Linked DNA regions of Homo sapiens: region 1 is linked to region 2. A link is a loop called in an ENCODE intact Hi-C map of the cell type or tissue named here. Cell type or tissue: mammary epithelial cell. All regions are shown on one strand. Each heading gives the region's core, and the rest is flanking DNA. Links, peaks and the distances in the headings are about the cores only.

What was found. A loop is a pair of places that touch in the nucleus more often than their neighbours do. Peaks named below come from ENCODE experiments on the same cell type or tissue, not always from the same donor. Only the 100,000 strongest peaks of a DNase experiment are listed, where the experiment ranks them.
Region 1: a loop joins it to region 2, with 11 times the contacts of the local background. A loop is called at or near these places in 3 of 110 quality-filtered maps.

Annotation. Positions count from the first base shown.
Region 1 is chr10:88,561,487-88,570,631 of GRCh38, forward strand. All of the region lies in intron 4 of RNLS (renalase, FAD dependent amine oxidase), which reads right to left. Among named protein-coding and RNA genes, the nearest start is that of RNLS, 17 kb to the right of the region's middle. In mammary epithelial cell, for the core only: a CTCF peak has its summit at 3,780 (motif pointing right); no DNase peak of the experiment used is centred there.
Region 2 is chr10:88,831,751-88,840,895 of GRCh38, forward strand. It overlaps ANKRD22 (ankyrin repeat domain 22), which reads right to left. Exons shown (of 6, transcript NM_144590.3): 2 at 85-276. Among named protein-coding and RNA genes, the nearest start is that of ANKRD22, 16 kb to the right of the region's middle. RefSeq lists an enhancer at 4,200-4,349. In mammary epithelial cell, for the core only: a CTCF peak has its summit at 4,051 (motif pointing right); a DNase peak (open chromatin) is centred at 4,051.

The DNA.
Region 1 (9,145 bases), core at 417-8,416, 270 kb before region 2:
ATGGATTTCACTCTGGAAAGACAAAAAACAAAGCTAGATACCTTTCTCATATTTTATATAAACATATATTCCATATAAAGATTTTAATGTAAAGGATAAAAATTAAAAATATTAGGAATATAATTCAGAATACTTATATGACTTTAGAGTGAGGGAGATAATCCTTAGCAATCAGGAAGTCAAGTATCTATTAAAGAAAAAGACACACTTGACTAAATAAAAATCTTAAGAAATTATTATGGCAAATGAAATAATAAACAAAAGCAAAAGATAAATAAATGCTAGTCTAGGAAATATATGTAGTACTATATTACAAATATTGATATCCTTCATGTGTGAAATGCTCATAAAAAACAAATAATCCACTAGAAAAGTAAGCATAGGACATGACTGGGACATTTCACAGAAGAAAAACTCTAAATGACCAATAAGCTTATGAAAAGAGGCTCAATTTTACTTTTGGTCAAGGGAAATGCAAATTAATGCAAGAGCAATCAACCTGTTTTTACTTATCACTTTGGCAGAAATGTTAAGATTGATAAAAATTTAAAATATCCGGTCCTGATGAGTATATAGGCAAACAGGCATTGTCAAACGTAAGAGTGAGAATCATGACAAACTTTTTGGAAGGTAATATGGCAATACTTATTATAACATACAGGTTTTTTGAGCCAGAAATTTCACTTTGGGGATCTTATCACCCAATATAGCATTAAGAGCATCAGTTTATAAGAATATGTAAACAAGGATGTTTTTCAAGGCATAGCATTTAATAGAGAAAAAAACTGGAAACCACATGAAAGTCCATAGATAAACAAGAGATGAAAGACTAAATTCCAGTACTCCCAAACTAAAAAACTTTATGCAGCTGTTAAATAAAAATAAATCAGATGTTTATCTAAAATAATGTTGAGTAAATAAGCAAAGTGCAAAACAATAATTTTAGAAGGCACGCACAGTCATCCAAAGCTTTATATGGTTGGAACAAAGTGTGGAAGGGCACTCACTGAACTGTTAACATCAGTTAGCTCTGGGGAATGGAAAGGAGGGCAGGGCCAGGAATAAATAGGTTTGTAAGGAATAAGAAGAGAACCATGAATGAAATGACAATTTGTTGGGCATTCTATGAATAGACTGTGTGGGAAGGAATAAAGAGATACTTGATAAAACCAGCAAAAATTTAAAAATAGAAAAAAGTAAATAGTAGGCACCAATGAAAAGGATAAAAACAACATAGTACTTACCCCAATAAATGTAAAAGGGTTGAACTCATCTATCAAAAGAAAAAAATAAATAGTAGATACCAACGGAAAAGATAACAACACAGCAGTTATCTCAATAAATATAAAAGGGTTAAACTCTCCTATTGAAAGAAAGAGATTTTTCATGCTGGATTTAAAAACTCAGGTAGGTATATTGTTCTCTGGAAACATCTAAAACCAAGTAACCATAAATCAACAAAAGTGATCTTATTCACAATCTCCATAAATATTATAAAATATTTCTTAACATGCCTAATAAGTAATGTGTAAGATCTTATGATAAAAGCTATAAAATTTTACTGAGGACATTAAAAATACCTAAATAAGTGGAGAAATGTTTCATTTTCTTAGATGAGAAGATGATCTATTATAAAGATGCCAATTCTTCCTAAACTAATGCAGTGTAATTGAGTGTAATTCAAATCAATATTCCAACAGGAGTTTTTAATGAAACCTGATTCTAAAGTACACTCAGAGAAATAAAAAATAGATTAGCTAAGAAAAAACAGGACAAAAATCAAGCGGGCTTTATTCTACTCTACATCAACATAACTGTTTCCATAGGAAAAGAGTTTAGTGAAAAGAATCTTTATTTCATATTGGCAGTATTAAAGCCACACTTTGTTATACTGTAAATCTCCTAAATGCCCATCAAACTGGTTTACTACATTAAGGTAAATCAAAAGACGAGAGCACTACACAGTAAAAATAATGATGCACATGAATATTCACTGGCACTGAAAAGATACTCTTAATATACTGTAATATAGTTTTGAAAAATCCACTGAACAATTTCACATATCTTAAGTATAGCATTAAGGTCCAAGTTGATGATTAGATAGCTGAAGCCAGAGAATGTAGCCAGAGGTTGGAAAGAACAGAGTGACAGGAGGATGTGAGAAGCTTTGTTTTGCGTACCAGAGCATTATGTGAGGAAAGGAGTGGGATGGTATACAGGTCACCACTGAGAAAGCAGTTATTGAGTATCCCTGGAAAGTTAGAAAGGTACCCCCAAGATCTTTATTTTAATAGTTCATTTAAAAACCTAGCATCTATAAATGTACTGGAACTTTCAGAAACTATTATACTGGATGAACAAGTGCTATAATTTTTAAATGTAAGCAAAATTATTCAGTCAAATAATGTCTTATTAATTGAAAACTTTTCTACATTGAAATAAAGTAGCATTTCCTTAATTTGTGGTTGTATTTTAGAATTTTAAAAACAATTCCATGTTCTCCTAAATTATAATTAAACATACATATGCATATCTGTTCTATATCTGCATCTATTGGCATTGTAGATCTGTGAAGCTCTATATTTCTAGATAAAGAAATTTTATTTCTGTTATTCATATATTCACATATGGATGTGATCCTTTGGTTATTAGAGTTTGCCTTCTTGAGATCTTCTCCGCTTTTATTACATCTTTGCTATCACACAGCAACTAGAAATTAAAAAATTTACAAGGATAAATTATTTAGGGAAAACAAACTCCTTTCCCCATCCTCCAATCTAGGAAAGAGAAGCTCAACATTGTGTTTTGAAAGGTTGTGATGACTGCAAATACACACACACACACACACACACACACACACATGCACACACACACATGAGAAAGTAAAGCATCTTTCTCTTGCAGGATCTTAAGGTGGATTAAACTGGTGAATCCCTGAAAATCAGAGGGTGGGGGGTGGAGATGAGTGCTATAACTAGAAGTAAAACTAGGAGGAGAGATTAGGAATTCCTGAATCTAATGTTTAAGGGTCAGGGGTTTGAGGAATTTCTGTGCATGGTAGAGAGGAAGATCAAGTACACATGGAAGAGCTATGCATAACAGTGGTTAAGAGTACAAGCTCTGGAGTCATTTTACTGAGGTTCACATCTCAGTTTCACCAAGAATTGAGACAATAATAATGCCTAGCATTACTTTGAGGATTAAGTGATATAATCTTTGTAATAAGAATATAGAGAAAGTAGCACTATTATAGAATCAGAAAGTAAATCATAAGAGGGTCACAATATGATACATGAGGTTTCTCTATTCTCCCAGCTGGGAGGAAGTTTAATAAATGTAATAAATAATTGCCAAATGAAAAAACAATTACATCTGCTTCTTCCATAAGAAGCAAAATAGAGAGAGTTGGATGACAGAAAATCCAGACCACTCTATAATGTAAAGGGAATTCTTTCACATAAGATATGATACTTATGTTAATCCTAAAGGCTACATATGATTAGAAAGAGAGAGAAAGAGAATGAGAATGAGAAGAAAAACACAGGAAGCTACAGACGTGGCTGTTCATAGTCTGTACAAATGTGAAACATGTAGTACATTCCTAATTCTGTCACTCATTAATCAAGCACTTTTTGGTAAGTTATGTAATTCTAATGGGCCTAAATTTATTTCCCTGTGATATGCAGTTTTGTGAATATTATAGTTATAGTGTTATTCTATGTTTCTGTCATTTTCACAGTCCTCTCTAGTTTAGATTCTAAGGGGAACTACAATATATATTTCACACACTAGATGGCAATATATGGCTTTGTAAGTGGATGTCTTTTTCACAGAAGCCTAAGACGTCTAATAATCAAATAAGAGCTGATTTTTCTCCAGAAAACACAGAGAGAAGGGTAGACATTAACCAATTCTTCATACTGAGGTCATGTTTTAATCCCTTTGATTTGACCCACAGATGTTAAAGGATCTTGTGGGGACATTCTAGTTTAAGTCTTTAGTGCCAGAGAGAATTATTTCATAACAATGAATTAAACACAAAATGATTTCCATGGGGGTCCAATTCTGAATTGAGTCAGCTCAATATAACATCCAAAGACCCTCATCCTCAGTCAAATATACCAAGTCAATTATTCTTAAACTTTTTCATCATAAAGAGCCTACATATGGCACAATACTCCTCCACTAAAAAAAAAGGAAAGAAGATCTATTTCTTTTCAGCATGATACATTTTTTTAAAACAGTGTCAACGTTATCTTTCTTTTTTTTTTTTTTTTTTTTTGAGAGGGAGTCTCGCTCTGTCACCAGGCTGGAGTGCAGTGGCGTGATCTTGGCTCACTGCAACCTCCGCCTCCCAGGTTCAAGCGATTCTCCTGCCTCAGCCTCCTGAGTAGCTGGGACTACAGGCGCACTCCACCACACCCAGCTAATTTTTGTATTTTTGGTAGAGATGGGTTTCATCATGTTGGCCAGGATGGTCTCGATCTCTTGACCTCGTGATCCGCCCACCTCAGACTCCCAAAGTGTTGGGATTACAGGCAGAAGCCACCGCGCCCGGCCAATATCATTTTTTATAATAAGAGTAAACTATTCTTATTTTTAAAGTTATGATTATTCAAAAAATCGTAAAGAAGAAAATGAAAATCATATCTGAGCAATAGCCAATGTTAATGTTTGTCAAATTATTTCTGATTCATGAAAAAATATATAAATACATACTTTAATCTTCTTTCCAAGTTAAAAATATTTATAAATATTTCTGTTAATAAATATATTATTATATTAGTGGTCACTACCATTCTATTTTTCATGGGTATATATTTACAAAATGTACACAGGAAGTGTTCTGAGAACACATACCTTAACTGAAAAGTCTGGTCTTGCCCCACAACACTATTTTTCACAAAATTGACAGAATTGGTCCCATTTAAAGATGAGTAATGATTAACAAGAGACATATGCAGAGAAAAGGAGAAAGACAACAGAACAGAAAAGAACAGAACCTAAGAAATGAGCTGATGAAAAATACATATCAGAAAAATTTTGCCAGGAAGCAAATTAGTTCAACAAACACTCGGGCATTAGTTCAGTAACAGTAAAAGAATACAGGACCTCTTTGAAACAATACCTCAAGGAAGGGGCCAAAAGGAACTCTTGAAAATTACATGGATGACATGGAGAAAAGGCTAGAAAAAAAGTAATGCAAAGATCAAAGTTGAAAGTGAGTTAAAAGAAAACAGAAGCTTTGAGAGGGAGATACTTTAAGCTTTTGTAGATACTCTGAGATCATAATAAATGAAACAAATAAATCTTCCAATAAGTATTAGAAGGAAACTTACCTAAATAAGAGAAGAGCTGAATGTTCAAGGCAAAAGTGGACAACATAGCCCATGAAAAATGAACACAAAACTAGTAACAATAAGATATATACTTATGAAATTACTGGGCTCAAAGATAAAAAATATAAAAGAGATGGCTCTAAAGTAAAATATCCCTGAAAGGTTTAGAGGAAAAAGCATACACCAGAAAAAAGAAAATAAAAGAGAGAACATTTCATTTATAAAAGTTTATTTGAAAGCAAAATAAAATTAAAATGAAACTAAAGAGAGAACTTTTTAAGTCAAAGGATATAATTTTAATGAGGGTCTAGTACAAATCAAATAAAATCATAAAGCAAAAATTGCCACAAAAAAACCCAGGAAAGACAGAAAGAAAAGTAATAATAGTAGGTGAGTTAAGTTATCTTTCTCAGCCAAACACAGCTCAAGTGCACACACAAAATATAAGATGTAAAAAGAGCTAAATAAAATTATTAATTAGCAAGCCCTTAAACACATTTAGGAGACAGTCTATGACACGGTGTTGCTTTAGATGTCACTAATACAAATATTGAGAAATACTTTCAAAATGTAATGTTAAAGGATCTCTCTTGATATACAAAACTATGCAGTTTTTAAATATTGGAGTATGTAATTTACAGCACAAATGAATGTCCTGACTGATGGCTACACTGTATTTTTATAAAATGTTATAGTATGTTATTAAAACAATCTCAAAATCAATCCAATTATTGCCAACCTCCATGGCAATAAATTATCCTACTTTAAATGTCATTGGCAACAAACTAGAAGTAGATTCATGAAGAGATCATTCAAATTAGTCTCCCACTTTGCCTACAGGCATCTAATAAATATTCCAATTTCTTCTATATTATTATCACACACTGTACTAGAAAATAAGCTATATTATTTCTGCATAGTAGAAATGATACTCAAGGAAAAAAATGCTTTCAAAATTTAACAGCAGCTATACCCTTCCTCAGAAAACAATTTCTTCTATAGTTCTAAATCTAAGATCTATAAAACATATTTATTACCAGTTTTCTTTCTATTAGTGGCATAAAAAGCCATTTCTCTATCAAAACCAAGGTCAATGTTAGCTGTGCAACAAAGTCAAAAGCTACAGGCATATCAATACCCACTGCCATCCCACAGCCCTGAAGCCTTGTCCACCACGACCAGACTCTGTTATAGCTCATGGGCTTCAGGAAAGATGAGGTACCCTCTACAATTCAATGACTTGACGGGCCAGGGTCAGTGAGCCATGATGAAAGCAGGAGAAAATAAGTGAAATCTGTGCAGATACTGACAAAACAGAGCCACAAAAAAGTAAGAACATGCCATATTTTGTTTTCTGTTCCTGCATTAATTTGCTAAGGATGAGGGCCTCCAGCTCCATCATGACCTTTTATCTGGAATCCAGGTAATAGGGAAATCTATAGGGACAGATAGTAGATTAATGATTGCTTAGGGCTGGGGGCAGGGATGGGGATGGAGGGATGGGGGTGATAGCTAAAGGGGACAGAATTTCTTTTTGAGGTGATAAAAAATTCCAAAATTTACTAATTACAGACATTGATAATGGTTGCCTATATCAGTTATTATACTAAAAACCACTGAATTGTACATTTTAGATAGGTGAATTGTATGGTATGTGACTTATAATCTTAAAGCTATTTTTTTGTGTGTGTCGTTGTTGTTTTGTTTTGTTTTAAGAGGTGTGTCTTAGGGGTTGAGGAAGAAGTCAGGGAAGAGGTGAGCCAAGAGGTCCCAAGCAGGGAAGAGCATAAGACAGAGACTCAAGAGTAATCCAAGATGAGATGTCGCATGGGTTCATATAATCAATATACGCAAAGCAAAGGTGCAAATGTGAGGAAAAGAGATACAAATTGTTTGGACAGGCTGATGCTTTATGACAGCAGTTCTCAACCCTGGCTGCACAGTAGCATTACTTGTTTACAAGGCGAGTCACTTTTTGAAGATACATTCGTTGCTCTGTTCCAGAAACAAGTAGATTTGCTAAGGCACGGTATTAATAATAATTCTCACAGTGCGGCTTTGAACTGAATCTTCAGCATCACCTAGAAACTTGTAAAAAATGCAAATTGTCCATGCATACCTCGATACAACCAGAAACTCAGACTGTGGCCCAGTAATCTGTGTTTTAACAAGTCTTCCAGGTGATTCAGATGCAGGCATAAAAACAAACCAAAACAATGGCAACAAAAATCCACTAGAGACAGGGTGAACATTCTGCACCCAGACCCTTGATGTGAACATAATATGGTGTACCCTTCTAGTTCTTTTTGTCAGGCTTGGGAATAGCTATTACCAAGCAATTTTTCTAAGAAACTTTTGTTTTAACCTTTGTTAAGGAAAGCAAAACCCAGGTTTTAGCTATATTGTTCACAGACCTGAAAAGGAACTGAAACAGATGTTTTAGATATTTAAGGTTTTAACAGGAAAGTATTCCAATTTAAAAACCAAGATGTCACTTTTTTTTTTTTGTAACAGCAAAGTTGTGAGAAATCGGAAGTTCTCTCAAAGATTTAATATTTCAATTCTAGGGCATATAGATATTAGATTGGACTTCCCAGACACACTGGATGAAGGAGAGAGACAGCAGCTGGAGTACCAAAAAGGATGTCAATTCACATTCCTGGCATGATTCAGGACACCCTTCTTACCTGGTAAATAGAAATTCATACAGAGCAACATACTATTTGAAAATAAGTAAGTTGATAAAAAGTAAATGAATCAAAATGAACATATAGAACTAATTAAGTTAATGAAAGTCAAAGGAATATGTAAATACAATTTTCAGATCTGAACTTAAGCATAAACAACTAGTATTTTAAAAAATAAGGTCTACTGCAAAACAAGCAATGGGGAAAAGACTCCCTATTTAATAAGTGGTGTTGGGACAACTGGCTAGCCAGATGAACAAGATTGACACATGTTCACCTACGTAACAAACCTTCACATGTACCTCCAAACCTAAAATAAAAGCTAAAAAAATAAAAAATAAAAAATAAAGATTATATCATAGTATTCTAGCACCTTGACAAAAAAAGAATAAACAAACAAGTCTGAATAGATTCCTTTAAGAAATGGAATCTGTAATTTAAAATTTTACCACAAAGAAAACTCTAGGCCTAAATGGTTTTACCAGTGAATTCTTCTAAACATTTAGGAAAGAAATAACACCAAACTTGTATTAAAATGCTTCCCCTGAACAGAAACAGGAAAAATTTCCCAAATAATTCTATGAGGCCTACATACCTCCATGTCCAACAACTGGAGAAATTAATACAAGAAAAAATACTACAGCTCAATCACTCTCATGGACATGAATGCAAAAATCCTAAACAACATATTAGCAAGCCAAATTCAGATTTACATAAAAAGCATTAAAAAATAAGGTCCATTGTCAATATAGAGTTTTTCTTTCTTTCTTCATACAAATCCATATTTAATGAAAATAGAATATGAATAGAATAAGAAAAAAGTCTATTATGGGATTCTATTAATGAGAATTTTACAGAGAATGTGAAGAAGTAATACGGACCAGTGAAGTTTTTCCTTAGGTCTTTTGGAAACACATTCATTCAGTTGGTCAGTTGGTCATTCACTCAATTCGCAAATATTAAAGAACACCTATGCAGTAAACACTCATTGTTCTTGATTACTCAGCACACAAGTTCTCTTCATGGCAGTACCTATATTTATTTTGAGGTGTTACTTTGTCCCATTGATTACATGCAATGCAATAGGATTATAATCCAAGATGCTGCAATTCCCTAGCC
Region 2 (9,145 bases), core at 676-8,675:
AAATGACATGCACCACTTCTAGTGATTCAAAGAGAAAAGAATTATCATGAACAATTACACTCTCCATTCATGTCATGACCTCACCTGGTTTTTGAGGTTGACATTAGCATTTCTTCTTAAAAGGAAGGAAACGATTCTCACATGCCCTCGCCTGCAAGCACAGATCAGGGGCGTGTCTCCATTAAAGCCATCTTGAACGTTGGCATAGCTGCTGTCTTCTTTCACCCACCGCCACACTTGTCCAAAGTCATTCTGATAGGCTGCTTGGCAGATGGGCTGGGTCGGGAAAAACAAAAGCAGGTTTTGAAATACTGGCATAATTAAACCACAAAAACGAAAAAAAAGTCATAACCCAATACATTAAAATTTAAATGTTTTAAAATTGTAATATATTGCTTTGCAGGTGAGATTTTTTGGTCTCAGTTATGCCTAGCTTTAAGTCTAGATCAAGAATTAGCCCATGAGGAACCTCCTACATTTTCCTAAGTTTTCTTGGCACACACTTATGTCCATCAAATGGATGAATAAATAAATGAAATACTACAAATTCAACTCAGTAAGGAAACTATGTATAGTGCTTACAGGTAGGTGGGCCTGTCGGAAAAGCATTCATTTTCTTTACTAAAGATAAAATACCTTTATCTTTATCTTTACTAAAGACAAAATACCTTTATCTTTATCTTTACTAAAGACAAAATACCTTTATCTTTATCTTTACTAAAGATAAAATATCTTTATCTTTAGTAAAGACAAAATGTCTTTATCTTTATCTTTACTAAAGATAAAATGTCTTTATCTTTATCTTTACTAAAGATAAAATAGAAAACAAGCATATGGGGAGGAGTTTAGGGCAGTACTAGTGATGAAATAAGACCTACATAGCACCCTGTATTCAAGGAGCTCAACAGAGCAGAAAAGACAGTTTTTTAGGCAAATAATATACAAATTATATGGTTAACTACACTTGATTAGATGCTGTTTATAAAAAGCATTATACAGAGCTTCACAAGGCACCATGGGAGTTTAATAGCAAGACTTCAGGTAGCATGATCTTGTCCTCTTTCCCTCCTCTGCTCCAGCCTTTCTCGACTTCTGTTCTTCAAAGTTTGGTTGAACCAAACCATGTTTGGTACCTTCCATCTGGGCTTCTGCCCTGAATACTCTCTCTGCATAAAACACACCACCTGCCTTTCTTCTGAATAACACCTAGCTCACCCTTCATGTCATAATTTAATTTTCATTTTATCCAAGAAGTCTTTTCTTACTCCCAACATTCAGTATCTCTCCCTCACAGCAACTGACATACTGTAATTCTTTTCTTAATTATGTACAATCATGTATTTAGGGCTAGCATGAATCAGGAGAGGTTTGAGGCAGTGCTGAGAAGGAAGGCACTGAAGTTCAGGCCGTAAACCCCATTTTATTTACTGCTATTTCTCCAGCATTCAACACAGCACTCAGCACATGGGAGGCAAACACTGAATATTTTTAGACTAATCTTCAGATGATGTCTTTTAAAAAGCATTTAGAGTAATACCTGGCATATGGATGGTGCTTAGTGTATGAAAGTTATCATTATTGCAATTGTCATTCTTTAATAATCAAGTCAAATCCCTGCTGTGTGCCAGTCACAGGTACCAGAGAATAAAATATGTTATCTTATCCATGTAAAATGTATCTGTCAAGTGGGGAAATAGGACAGAGACACACATACACAGAGTAAATGACAAGAAAAAAATTTTTTGGTATGGGTAGGTACATAAGCACCTGTGGAAACTGGGACGTATCAAGGGGAAAGTCAAGTGGGTGTATTTGCTAATAAACTGAGGTTCTAACATAGCCAAATATCACAATAAGTGAACTATGTTATACTCTTAAACCTAAAGGCCTACTCATGAAAGAAACATCCTAACAGAAAATTAACTCAGCAGCAATTAAAGGCAAACTTCTGTACCTTAAAAATGAAATGAACATGATACATGGGCTTTAAGTTTCACTAGAAATGCACAATTTCACAAATCACCTATTCTGTTATCCTGAAGTCTTCCCTTTACTAAGCTTTCCAACAGTTGGGCACTTCAGTGTCTCAGCATACTGTGTGGCTGATGCAGAAAGGACTGGGGCAGTTGAAACACTTGTCTCATGTCAGAAAAACAGGATGTAATTGTGGCTCTGTTACTACCTCCCCCGGTGACTGTGGACAATTCACTTCCCTACTGTATCTCAGTGTCCTCAGTCATTAAATGAAGGAGTAAGGCAGAAGTTCCCTTGGGTTTTCATATTCGATTATTTCTGGGACTCTAGTCTCAACCAACAAATCTTCCACATCACTGCTGGAGTCCAGGGTTATGTCAACACAATAGTGCTTAAATAAAACCTTCAGTGACTTGCCATTGTCCTAGCAGCAATGCCCAGTCATTTGGAGTTCAAAAATAAGTAAAACAAAACTAAATGCAACAAGACAGTGTTAAGTCACCAACTCTTAATTTTTCAATTAAATGTATTTAAAACAATACTATTATTTCATAAAAGATATTTTAACAAATACAAAGATAAATGAAGGGTATTTTAACAAAATATGTAAGAATATAATCACCAGGGGGAAAGCAGTTCTTTATATTGGGTAGATTTAGTTAGCTTTATAGAAAAATTCATTTTATTGTCCTTTTAAAAGATTTTACCATAAACTAGTGAAAATTTAATAATGGAGTGATTAGCAGTGAGCACTACTCATCAAGCATTTGGAAATTGGTGGTCTACCATGAATAGCTTGGAAACAAGTGGCTTTAGAGCTCTTTTTCTCTTTTCTCAAATATTTAAATAACTTAACAACATTTAAAAAACTAGAATATTTCATGTATTAATCTGGCTTTCCAGCTTCTCTTTAAAAATGGAAAGTTTTGGCTGGGCGCGATGGCTTACGCCTGTAATCCTAGCACTTTGGGAGGCCGAGGTGGGTGGATCACCTGAGGTCAGGAGTTCGAGATCAGCCTGGCCAACATGGAGAAACCCCATCCCTATTAAAAATACAAAAATAAAAAAATTAGCAGGGCATGGTGTCTGGTGCCTATAATCCCAGCTACTCTGGAGGCTGAGACAGGAGAATCGCTTGATTCGGCAGTGAGCCGAAATCGCGCCACTTCATTCCAGCCTGGGCGACACAGCGAAACTCTGCCTCAAAAAAAGAAAAAAAAAGAAAGAAAAAAAAGAGAAAGTTTTGCTAACACTGGGCCCATATTCCTGTAGGATACCAAATAACTGGTGCTTAGTGGCAGTGACTCCAATTCTCCACAGTCCCCACCACTCGCCATCACATTACACTGGTTCTCTTCACTCATCTATGTTACCTGCCTGGTAACATAGACCTCCAGGAGCTCTCTGCTTAGGCTTCTCAAAGTCTTTACTAAGAGCTAACTAAAAAGAAGAAGAGGAAAAGATGGGGAGTTGTTCTGCAAGAGTCACTCAGTGCTTTTGAGGGCTTTCTCAACCCCATTTGAGCAATATTATGTAAAATACTAACCCTATCTTTAGTCTTTCTTAGGCTTCCTAGATCCAAGACACAGAGTTACCAGGAAGCTAAGTGTCTTCCTTCTCGGCTGAGATGCACAAGTACAGTCATACTTCACTTCACAACAGGGATACGTTCTGAGAAATGTGTTGTTAGGTGATTTTGTCATTGTGGGAACATCACAGAGTTTACTTACACAAACCTAGATGGTAGAGCCTATTACTAATATGGTATAGCCTGTGGCTTCTAGGCTAAAAACCTATACAGCATGTTACTGTACAGAATACTATAGGCAGTTGTAACACAATTGTAAGTATTTGTGCATCTAAACATAGGTGAACATATAAAAATATACAGTAAAAATATAGCGTAAAAGATAAAATGGTACACCTGTATAGGGCAGCTCCATTATAATCTTATAGGAACACTGCTGTATATGCTGTTCATTGCTGATCGTGACATCATGTGGTGCATGACTATAATTTAATGTGAGAGTCGCACTAACGCTGAAGACTCCATGCTGTTATGAACTTGCGGTTTCCACTAGGGGGCAGCGCAGCGTAAGAAAAGCACTGACAGCGGGCAGAAGGGAAGTCCAATAGAAAGTGCTGGTTCACAAGCCAGGTATGAAAAAGAGAAGAGGTTGTCCATTTGGGTTGCTGGAAAAGCTATCATAAACCCCTTTTAACCCCTTAAGCTCTGTAATTTGGGGGCACCCTGGGTGTAGAAGAAACACACTTGGGAAATTATTATAATAACTCTATCCCCTAATAGTCTCAGAACCCTTCTGTCCATCCTCACTGCTAAAGTACTGCTTCAGATCTTCATCATTCTCACCAAGACTATTGCACACAATTCTTTCAATCTCACGTGTTCCATATGCCGTTTTTACAACTTCATCTCCTACCACTGTCTTATCCACACCCTTGATCTAAATAAAGGTATGTGTGTTATTAACAGCCATCTCCCCAGCTAGACTGTAAGCTATATAAGGGCACTGTGACTACATGAGGCTACATTTTGTCTGTACTGATTCATCATTGTACCCCCATAACATAGTGCCTGGCACATGGTAGGCATTCAATATGTACTTAGTGAGTAAATAAGAGAAGGAAGAAATTATAAGATGAGCTAACAGTTATTGAGTAGCTCAGTTATTCTATATTAATCCTCACAACAACCCTCTAAAGTAGTATTAATATACCTGTTTTGCACAGATGAAACTAAGGGAAATTGTTTTCCTTGCCCAAAGTGACATAGTTCACAACTGGCATGGCCAAGAGTCAAATCAAGGGGAATGACTGCAGAATGCGTACATTCTATCTCCAATCACTTTAGTCTTAAAAATCAGCCTTCAAAATGTCTTCTGGCTACAAGACTTCGCATTTGATATTTGTGTCCAAAATTAAGCTACAGTCTGTATTCGGGATATTGATCTGTCCACTTGTGGCACTGACTTGCTGGTTATACTGGTTATACATCCAGACTCCTTCTCCAACCTGACCTAGAATCAGCAATATCCACCAAGAGATAAGAAGTGTCATCAGAGAGTCTGCAGAAGAAACAGAAAAACGTTAAGACTCAAAGGCAAAGAAGTGAAAGTTTCAAGAAGGAAGACAAAGATCATTGAATGTGATCATTAGCAGCCATGCAGAGGCCAATTTTCATACAGTGATGGGGCTGAAGGAAGAATACAGAGGCCTGAGCACATTGTCTATGAAGAATTAGAGGATGCAATTGGAGAGGAATTGTAGTCAGTTTGGCAGTGAAAAAGCTGTTAGGGAAAGCTAGAGACTTCAAAGAGGGGGGTAGCAGTGTCCAGCCAACGTTCCACACGTTTGTAGGCAAAGTGGTGTCATCAAGTGGTTACAAATCCAGGCTCTGGAAACAAACTCTCTGGGTTCCAATCTCAACTCTGCGACTTAACAGCTATGTTATTTGGACAAGTTACCTAGACTCTTCATGCTAAGTTTCCTTCTGCTTTTGATAATCATGCCTTCTTTATAAGTTTCAGAAAGAATTAAATGTAACTGTGCAGATGAAGCACTTAGCTCAGATCTGAGTCACAGTAAACCCTCAATTAATGTTAGCTACTCTTATAATTATTAAAGCATAAGGAGCCAATGAAGATGGACAGGAGTGGTTATGAGAGGGTAGATAATTGATCAAAGAGAGTGAAGAGATGATAGGATAGAGAGCATTAAGATGGAAACATTAGTCTCCTACATAGAAGGAAAATTCTGGCTCTAAGGCCAAAGCAAGGGAGAAAAGAGAGCTACATGGATGGAAAGAAGTTTAGACTGACTGAAATTTTTGCCAGAAAGTCAGAGGTTTGATCTTCATTCATTATACTACTATATATTTGTCATAAATAAATAGATACATCTAGATAACTAATATGGTTTGGCTGTGTCTCCACCCAAATCTCATCTTGAATTGTAGCTCCTATAATTCCCACATGTCATGGGAGGGACCCAGTGGGAAGTAATTGAATCATAGGGGTGGGTCTTTCCCATGCTGTTCTCATGATAGTGAATAAGTCTCACTAGATCTGATAGTTTTATACAGGGGAGTTCCCCTACACAAGCTCTCTTTTGCCAGCTGCCATGATTGACTTTGCTCCTCATTTGCCTTTTGCCAGATTGTGAGGCCTTCTCAGCCATGAGGAATTGTGAGTCAATTAAACTTCTTCCTTTATAAATTACCCAGTCTTGGGTATATCTTTATTAGCAGCATGAGAACAGACTAATCCAATAACTAAATAAATAGCATTGACATTTAAAAAGATGAATGGATTAATGACAGGAGATGTGATTGAGACAAGGGTAGATGAGACTTTTGAGCATGATGGGGAAGATTTTGGACCATCGTAATTAAAACTGTCTACATGAAATGAATAAAAATATAAAATGGCTTTGAAAACCAGGTTGTAGAAACACAGTAAGAAGATAGAGTTGACTGAGCCTGCCATGTGAGTTTGTGATTTTCTTCAGCAAACCTAGATGAGGGAAGAGTACAGAAAGTGAAGAGGGCAAGAGCAAGGATTAGGAAACATGTCTGTCAGGCAAGAGAAATGAGAGGAGAGTGGTTTACCATTAAATTCAGTCTTAATGGGCATCATATGTAAGCCAGATAAAGACAAATGAACTTGCAAAAAGAGAGAGACAAGCAAATAGAAACACAGAGAAGGATCAGAGCACAGTTCGTACATGTGGTCTATTAGAAAAGTAACCAGTTTAGAAGTTATCAGAGAGATGTTACAGATAAACTCTGTCTAGGGATGAGAAGTCAAGGGTGGCCTTGTTGGGTATCTGATTTGGAGTAGAAACACAGGTCAAGAAGGGAGAATGAAGCTTATGGATGTTGAGGTCACTGAGGATGACCCCGGGGGACAGAAAGAAAGGGGAACTTGTGTTCCAGGGAGGTGGAAGTGGGCCCTGGAATACAGTGGACAGAAGGGAGAATGTAGAGAAAGGGCCATAAGCAGAGATTTCAAGTAAGAAATTGAACCATGGTCAAAAAACAACGGTGACCAAGAAGTAGACTGAATCAGCAGCCACCATAAGAGAAGGTGTCATAATGCCCAGGAAAAGCCAGATTTCAGTGAAGGCACAGAGGAAAACAGACTAGTAGGCGAGGAGGAGATTGAAGAGAAGGAGTATTTACCAGCAGGGTGCATGAGTTCCCATGGGCTAACCTGTGAACAGCGCTCCCTAGAGCCGTGCTCTGGACAACCTGAAAAGCTAAGACACAGGATTGATAGGGCCCACTGACTAACTTTTCTCTTCAGCCTCATCTATCAATCTCCCTTTTGCTCACAACTTTGTGGTGATTTCTGGGGCATTCCAGGTTCATTTCTGTCTTCTGGCCTTTACACTTGCATGTGACCTATATGGCGGGCTTCCTGCTAGGCCAGATCAAGTATCAGCCCATGAATCACCTCCTCAGAGAGGACTTCCCTGACCACTCAGCCTCCCAGCCCAGGAACTTTCTCTCTCTCACATAATCTTGTTTTATCTTTTTAAATTGCACTAATTGGTATTGAAATGGGGTGTAATGTGCCCAAGTTCCTAGAAAGTGAGGTATCTATGACTTTTACCTGGTTTTTAAAGTGCCCCTCAGTGGGCCAACTGTGTATAAACCACTGCTGTTCTGCAAGCTCTCCCATCTCTGGTCAGGTCAATTTCCTCACTTCTATGTTTGGGCTACTGGCTTGCCATCCTTATCTTTTAAATTGTGCTATCTATTCTTCAAGGCCCATCTCATGGTTCATCTCCAAGAAATCTCTTTCATCTTTCCTACCTGCAGCAGGAAATATACAGAACCTCAAGCAGCTCATTGGCCTTAAATGAGCTAGTGGGTTAAATGTAGTCTCCTTAACTAGACTGTAACCCTCCTGAAGTTAGGCTTCCATAAGGTCAAGCACCCAGAACATGGATAAAAGTCATTTGTTGGTTGACACATGGATTCATCCGATCTGGCTGGGAAGTGAGGCTAGGAAAGGGGTTGATGTTTAGAAGGTAATCGATCATGTAAGGACCAGGACAATATTTCGCCTCAGTGGTTCTCAACCTTGGCTAAATATTGCAATCATGTTTGCACCAACTTAATGTTTAAAACACGACCCAGGCCCCACTATTGACCAGTTAAATAAGAATCTGTAAGAATAGGATTGGGGCATTAGTGCTCTTTAAATTTCCCTGGTGATTCTGATGCACAGTGAGGGTTGAGAATCTCTGCAAAGGTAAAAGAAACAAGCCCCCCATAATGGAAGTAAAAATTTAATGTAACATTGCAGCTTTTAAACTCACATTAGCTAAGGAGCATTCAAAACTCTGGAATAATGGAACATTAGGAAAAATTTTTTGTGTCCTTTTGCCTTCCCACATGTTTGTCTTTAAAAGGAGTCAAGAATTTGGAGGTAAGGTTTCACTCTGTTCACTTCCATCTTACTTGCCCAGGCACTAAAATTTAAGAAGCGTCCATGGGTAGAATATGACGCATCCGGTATGTTGATGATTAACTAAAATAATCAGCATGTTGATGATTAACTGTATGTATTACTTAATAATATTTTGCACTGCTCTAAGTACAATAGATATCACAGCTGAAAAAATATTTGTTGTTATTTTAATAGTGTAGAAACATCTGAACAACTTGTACCACTATGGATGTCTTTAAAAGCAAAGCTTCCCCCAAATTACCCCCACTTTTTAGTGTTGTTTTCCCTAAAGTATAATGGAGCTTCTGTAATTCCCAATCTAAGGAAAGACTGTGTAGAACTTTGCCTGTGGCTCAGAGGAATTGGTTCACTGTTTATTAGCCATCTCCATGCTACAAGCTCCCCTCACTTAAAATGTTCCATGAAAACTTCTGAGAAGGATTTGTAGGTTTTGGAGCAAAATGATTCCGGTAAAGAGCCTTGTGATTCACGAAATGTCTTCTCAGAAAAGGAAGGAAGATGTTTTTCTTTCTCTTCAAGTTAAGAAACCTTGGAGAATGATAATAAAAACCTATTGGGTTTAATTTGATTTCTACAATTAATCCCAAGCCTTTGTTTCTGATAACTCACTCTTCACATACTGTATTTTATAAATTCCTTAGGAAATGTCTTCTTTCAGACAAATAAAAAAGTCG